Linked DNA regions of Homo sapiens: region 2 is linked to region 1. A link is an interaction called in ENCODE POLR2A ChIA-PET data of the cell type or tissue named here. Cell type or tissue: CD4-positive, alpha-beta T cell. All regions are shown on one strand. Each heading gives the region's core, and the rest is flanking DNA. Links, peaks and the distances in the headings are about the cores only. Region 1 overlaps GSAP (gamma-secretase activating protein). Region 2 overlaps GSAP (gamma-secretase activating protein).

The links. ChIA-PET counts read pairs that join two places held together with the same protein. Peaks named below come from ENCODE experiments on the same cell type or tissue, not always from the same donor. Only the 100,000 strongest peaks of a DNase experiment are listed, where the experiment ranks them.
Region 2: POLR2A ChIA-PET joins it to region 1 with 9 read pairs; 4 of 35 experiments call an interaction of 5 or more read pairs at or near these places.

What each region holds. Positions count from the first base shown.
Region 1 is chr7:77,335,135-77,337,898 of GRCh38, forward strand. All of the region lies in intron 19 of GSAP (gamma-secretase activating protein), which reads right to left. Among named protein-coding and RNA genes, the nearest start is that of GSAP, 80 kb to the right of the region's middle. In CD4-positive, alpha-beta T cell, for the core only: no CTCF peak of the experiment used is centred there; a DNase peak (open chromatin) is centred at 1,257.
Region 2 is chr7:77,389,616-77,392,645 of GRCh38, forward strand. The region is part of intron 5 of GSAP (gamma-secretase activating protein); the gene reads right to left. Among named protein-coding and RNA genes, the nearest start is that of GSAP, 25 kb to the right of the region's middle. RefSeq lists an enhancer at 2,928-3,030. In CD4-positive, alpha-beta T cell, for the core only: no CTCF peak of the experiment used is centred there; no DNase peak of the experiment used is centred there.

The DNA of each region.
Region 1 (2,764 bases), core at 265-2,764:
CACACCTGCAATCCCAGCACTTTGGGAGGCCAAGATGCGTGGATCACTTGAGCTCAGAAGTTCGAGACCAGCCTGGGCAACATGGTGAAAACCCGGCTCTATTAAAAATGCAAAAAATTAGCCCGGCATGGTGGTGTGTGCCTGTAGGCCCAGCTACTTGGAAGGCTGAGATGGATCACTTGAACCTGGGGAGGCAGAGGTTGCAGTAAGCCAAGAACATGCCACTGCATTCCAGCCTGGATGACAGAATGAGACTGTTTCATAAAAAGCACGGCAAAGAAAAATACCCCTGAATTAGAGACAATGTTAGAAGCAATCACATCCTCAAGGAATGACCTGGAAGCATTTTCCTACATAAAGGGGAGTTTTTTCTCTTAGGATGACCTGAAATAATTGCCAAACACAGCCCATCACAACTATTCACTGAACAAAAGAACCAGTGGGTTACATTAAGGAATTGTTTCCCATTTATGATTTGGATTGCCAATTGATCCAAAAACAAACAAAAAAAAAAGCTCTGTGGTACTGGCTCATCTGCAAATTACTGCCAGAAAAAAAATCTGCCTTTCATTTCTAAAAGGCACTCTGGCTTTGGTCCTACTTCTGCTGATTAAGCAGCATCTTCTTACAGAGAAGGCAGCCAACTCAAAGAGAACCCTTTCCTCTGTGTGCCAGGACTCAACTAGCACAGCTAAAGCATCATCCAATTTGGCTCTTCAGTGGATTCCATCTCAGTATCAGCTTTTACTTAACAACCCAGAGAAACACAGTGACCCACTACCTCTAAGCATTGACAGAATAAATAGAAAATGTTTGTGTGTACATAAAGCTAGGAAGGCACTAAACTAAGATGCTCTAAACAGGAACACTCATACACAGGGCAAATGACCAGAACTCCTGAGGCTGCCCACTTAGGGAAACGCATGCTGCAATTTCAAGGTCTCCTGAATATAATTGGACTTGCTCCTTCTTCCCCAATATCTAGCAAAAATTTCCACTTACTTGCCCATCTGGGTAGTTCTATTAGCCATTTTTAATGGATTGGATTTTTTTCTAAAAATGAAATCACTAAATATGGCTCTAAACTATTCCATCTCACAATCAGCTTATGCCCTGAGAAAGTCAATGCTAAGCTCTTTCCCTCCTCTCAGTCTTGAGAATGAAAAACACCTGTCCCCAACCAAAACTATGAATAAGACCAGCACAGTGTAGTAGGTGGTAGAAGAGGAACAGAAACAAGAATCCTCCATCCTGGGTCTGTTCCTCAATTTCATCATCTAGGAAGTAGGCTGAAGACACCTCCATTGCTACAGAAACAACAGGAATGATATCACTAGCCTCAAGCTCTTTTTTTTTGTTTTTGTTTTTTGAGACAGAGTCTCCCTCTGTCGCCCAGGCTGGAGTGCAATGGCGCAATCTTGGCTCACTGCAACCTCCACCACCTCCCAGGTTCAAGCACTTCTCCTGCCTCAGCCTCCCAAGTAGCTGGGACTACAGGCGCCTGCCACCATGCCCAGCTAATTTTTGTATTTTTAGTAGAGATGGGTTTCACCATGTTGGCCAAGCTAGTCTCGAACTCCTGACCTCAGGTGATTCACCCGCCTAGGCCTCCCAAAGTGACGGGATTATAGGCATGAGCCACCGTGCCCAGCCAGTATCATCTTATTTTTTTAAATCTATGCTAATCTACCTCTAATGAGTATTTCTTTGTTGCATCATAAAATTAAGGTTTATGGTATCCACTGGCCTCACTATAATTAACTGTTCCAGAAAATATGTGCAAACTGAACTTTGGGAAATCAGTATTTCCCACATAACCAACTAACACTGCTATTGATGCTACATCTTTGTCAAAGCAACAATTTTTTAAAATTGTAAACTATTATACTGTAATTATACCATTACTTCAGACCACTAAAAAACTTTTTATTTAAGTGATCATGGTTGTCTGTATTGTGGGGTCAAGTCTTTTGTGTTTCACTAAGCAATTAATTACATTCATGCTCTGCCCAATTAAAACTTTGTGTTTTGTTTGTGAGGTGGAGTCTTGCTCTGTCGCCCAAGCTGGAGTGCAGTGGCACTATCTTGGCTCACTACAACCTCCACCTCCCAGGTTCAAGGGATTCTCTTGCCTCAGCCTCCCAAGTAACGGGGGCGGGGGTGGGGTGGGGGGGGGGTTACAGGCGTGTACCACCACACCTGGCTAATTTTTGTATTCTCTGTAGAGACAAGGTTTCACCATGTTGGCCAGGCTGGTCTCGAACTCCTGGCCCCAAGTGATCCACCCGCCTCGGCCTCCCAAAGTGCTGGGATTACAGGTGTGAGCCACCGCACCCAGCCTACAACAGTTTAACACCAGTGAAGAAGCAGATAAACAAGTCTCTGGAGAGCAGCCCAGGTATAAACTACTCTTCTCCCAGTTGCTCAGGGGCATCAGACCACTGATAGACATTGGCAGTAACACCCTCACATCTGAGTGGCCATAAGTAGAAGGGAGCAGTAAGTTTTTGTCCTTCCCAGTCTCTGAGTCAGGTAATCAACAATCTCTAACAAGTGATGAAATACACTACAGATGTCCAACTTAAAGACTGTGGTAAAAATATCCCATTTCTCCATTTGTAGCATGCTCATCTTTTATCTTTATATTTAAGCTATTTTCCATTTTTAAAAATCCATACATGCTTCCTGTGGTTGAATAGTTTTAATGGTTTTTCTTCTCATAAAATCAAGGGCAGGCCAGGTGTGGTGGCTCATGTGTGTAATC
Region 2 (3,030 bases), core at 323-2,822, 55 kb after region 1:
TCATTTTTTATGGCTGCATAGTATTCCATGGTGTATATGTGCCACATTTTCTTAATCCAGTCTATCATTGTTGGACATTTGGGTTGGTTCCAAGTCTTTGCTATTGTGAATAGTGCCACAATAAATGTATGTGTGCATGTGTCTTTATAGCAGCATGATTTATAATCCTTTGGGTATATACCCAGTAATGGGATGGCTGGGTCAAATGGTATTTCTAGTTCTAGATCCTTGAGGAATCACCACACTGTCTTCCACAATGGTTGAACTAGTTTACAGTCCCACCAACAGTGTGAAAGTGTTCCTATTTCTCCACATCCTCTCCAGCACCTGTTGTTTCCTGACTTTTTAATGATTGCCATTCTAACTGGTGTGAGATAGTATCTCATTGTGGTTTTGATTTGCATGTCTCTGATGGCCAGTGATCATGAGCATTTTTTCATGTGTTTTTTGGCTGAATAAATGTCTTCTTTTGAGAAAGTGTCTGTTCATATCCTTCGCCCACTTTTTGATGGGGTTGTTTGTTTTCTCTTGTAAATTTGTTTGAGTTCATTGTAGATTCTGGATATTAGCCCTTTGTCAGATGAGTAGGTTGCGAAAATTTTCTCCCATTCTGTAGGTTGCCTGTTCACTCTGATGGTGGTTTCTTTTGCTGTGCAGAAGCTCTTTAGTTTAATTAGATCCCATTTGTCAATTTTGGCTTTTGTTGCCATTGCTTTTGGTGTTTTAGACATGAAGTCCTTGCCCATGCCTATGTCCTGAATGGTATTGCCTAGGTTTTCTTCTAGGGTTTTTATGGTTTTAGGTCTTACATTTAAGTCTTTAATCCATCTTGAATTAATTTTTGTATAAGGTGTAAGGAAGGGATCCAGTTTCAGCTTTCTACATATGGCCAGCCAGTTTTCCCAGCACCATTTATTAAATAGGGAATCCTTTACCCATTTCTTCTTTTTGTCAGGTTTGTCAAAGATCAGATAGTTGTAGATATGCAGCATTATATCTGAGGGCTCTGTTCTGTTCCATTGGTATATACCTAAGCTAAATGACGAGTTAATGGGTGCAGCACACCATCGTGGCACATGTATACATATGTAACAAACCTGCACGTTGTGCACATGTACCCTAAAACTTGAAGTATAATAATAAAAATAAAAAATAAAAAAATACAAATCAATTACAAAAAAAAAATAGCTGGGCATGGTGGCACACGCCTGTAGTCCCAGCTACCCGGGAGGCTAAGGCAGGAGACTCGCTTGAAACCAGGAGGCGGAAGTTGCAGTGAGCCAAGGTTGCGCCACTGCACTCCAGCCTGGTGACAGAGCGAGACTCCGTCTAAAAAAAAAAAAAAAAAAAAAAAAAAAAAAAAAAAAATTAGCCGGGTGTGGTGGCACTCATCTGTAGCTACTCGGGAGGCTGAGGCAGGACAATCACTTGAACCCAGGAAGCAGAGGTTGCAGTGAGCTGAGATCACACCACTGCACTCCAGCGTGGGCAACAGATGAGGCTCCGTCTCAAAAAAAAAAAAAAAAAAAAAAGAAAAAGAAAAAGAATAACCATATATTTGGCTTTTTTTTTTAAGCAGGAATTTGTACCCAAAGGAGACAGCCAGCTATCAGCAAGATTTTCTTACCTTTAAAATGGGAAGATCTTTGAAGGCAGAAAACACCTTTCTACACTAATTTTTCCCTTCTCAAGTACAACCCAGACATTTGACTAATACTACTAGCATAATAAGAGCCAACCTTTGCAAATAGTAATTTCTCTCAATAACATACCATGTGCTTTCACAGTGAAAAAGGAAGCATCGTGAATTAAGATTCTAGAGACATCAGTTCTAGTTTCAGTTCTGCCATTATCCTGGTATTTACTTCACAGCAAATCACCAAGCTTTCCTAGGCCTCAATGCCTCATTATTAAACATAATAAAACATGCAGGGCAAGGTGCTCACGCCTGTAATCCCAACACTTTTGGAGGCCAAGGCAGGAAGATCATTTGAGGCCAGGAATTTGAGACCAGCCTGGGCAACATAGTGAAACCCCATCTCTACAAAAAAATGAAAAAAATATTAAGAACAAGCTGGACATGGTGGTGTGTGCCTATAGTCCCAGTTACTCAGAAGGTTGAGGTGGGAAGATCACCTGGGCCAGGGAGGTCGAGGCTATAGTGAGCCATAAGAATGTCAGTGCACCCCAGCTTGGGCAACAGAGCAAGACCCTGTCTCAAAAATAATCAGAATAAAATGAAAGACCAAAGAACCAGATTACTTCTACAATCCCTTTCAGCCATAAAATCCCATTATTCTATGAGGTGCTAAATTAAGAATTTTGATGGCCGGGAGTGGTGGCTCACACCTGTAATCCCAGCACTTTGGGAAGCCAAGGCGGGTGGATCACCTGAGGTCAGGAGTTCGAGACCAGCCTGGCCAACACGGGGAAACCCCGTCTCTACTAAAAATACAAAAATTAGCCGGAAGTGGTGGTGGATGCCTGCGGTGCTGGCTACTCAGGAGGCTGAGGCAGGAGAATCTGAACCTGGGAGGCGGAGGTTACAGTGAGCCGAGACCACACCATTGCACTCCAGCCTGGGTGACAGAGCAAGACTCCATCTCAGGAAAAAAAAAAAAAGAATTTTGAGAATCAAGATATCAGTGGAGACTGGACACAGTGGCTCATGCCTGTAATCCTAACATATTGGGTGGCTGAGGTGGGCGGATTCCCTGAGCTCAGGAGTTCAAGACCAGCCTGGGCAACATGACTAATCCCCTCTCTGCTAATAACACAAAAAATTAGCCAGGCGTGGTGGCGCACACTTGTAATCCCAGCTACTCGGGAAACTGAGGCAGGAGTATCGCTTGAACCCGGAAGTTGGAGGTTGCAGTGAGCTGAGATCACACCACTGCACTCCAGCCTGGGTGACAGAGCAAGGCACTGTCTCAAAAAAGAAAAGATTATCAGTGGAGACTGGGAGACCATCACTGAAGGGGAAGACAAGACCAGGCAATATCTGGATACCACAAGGAGAGACAGCAGGAT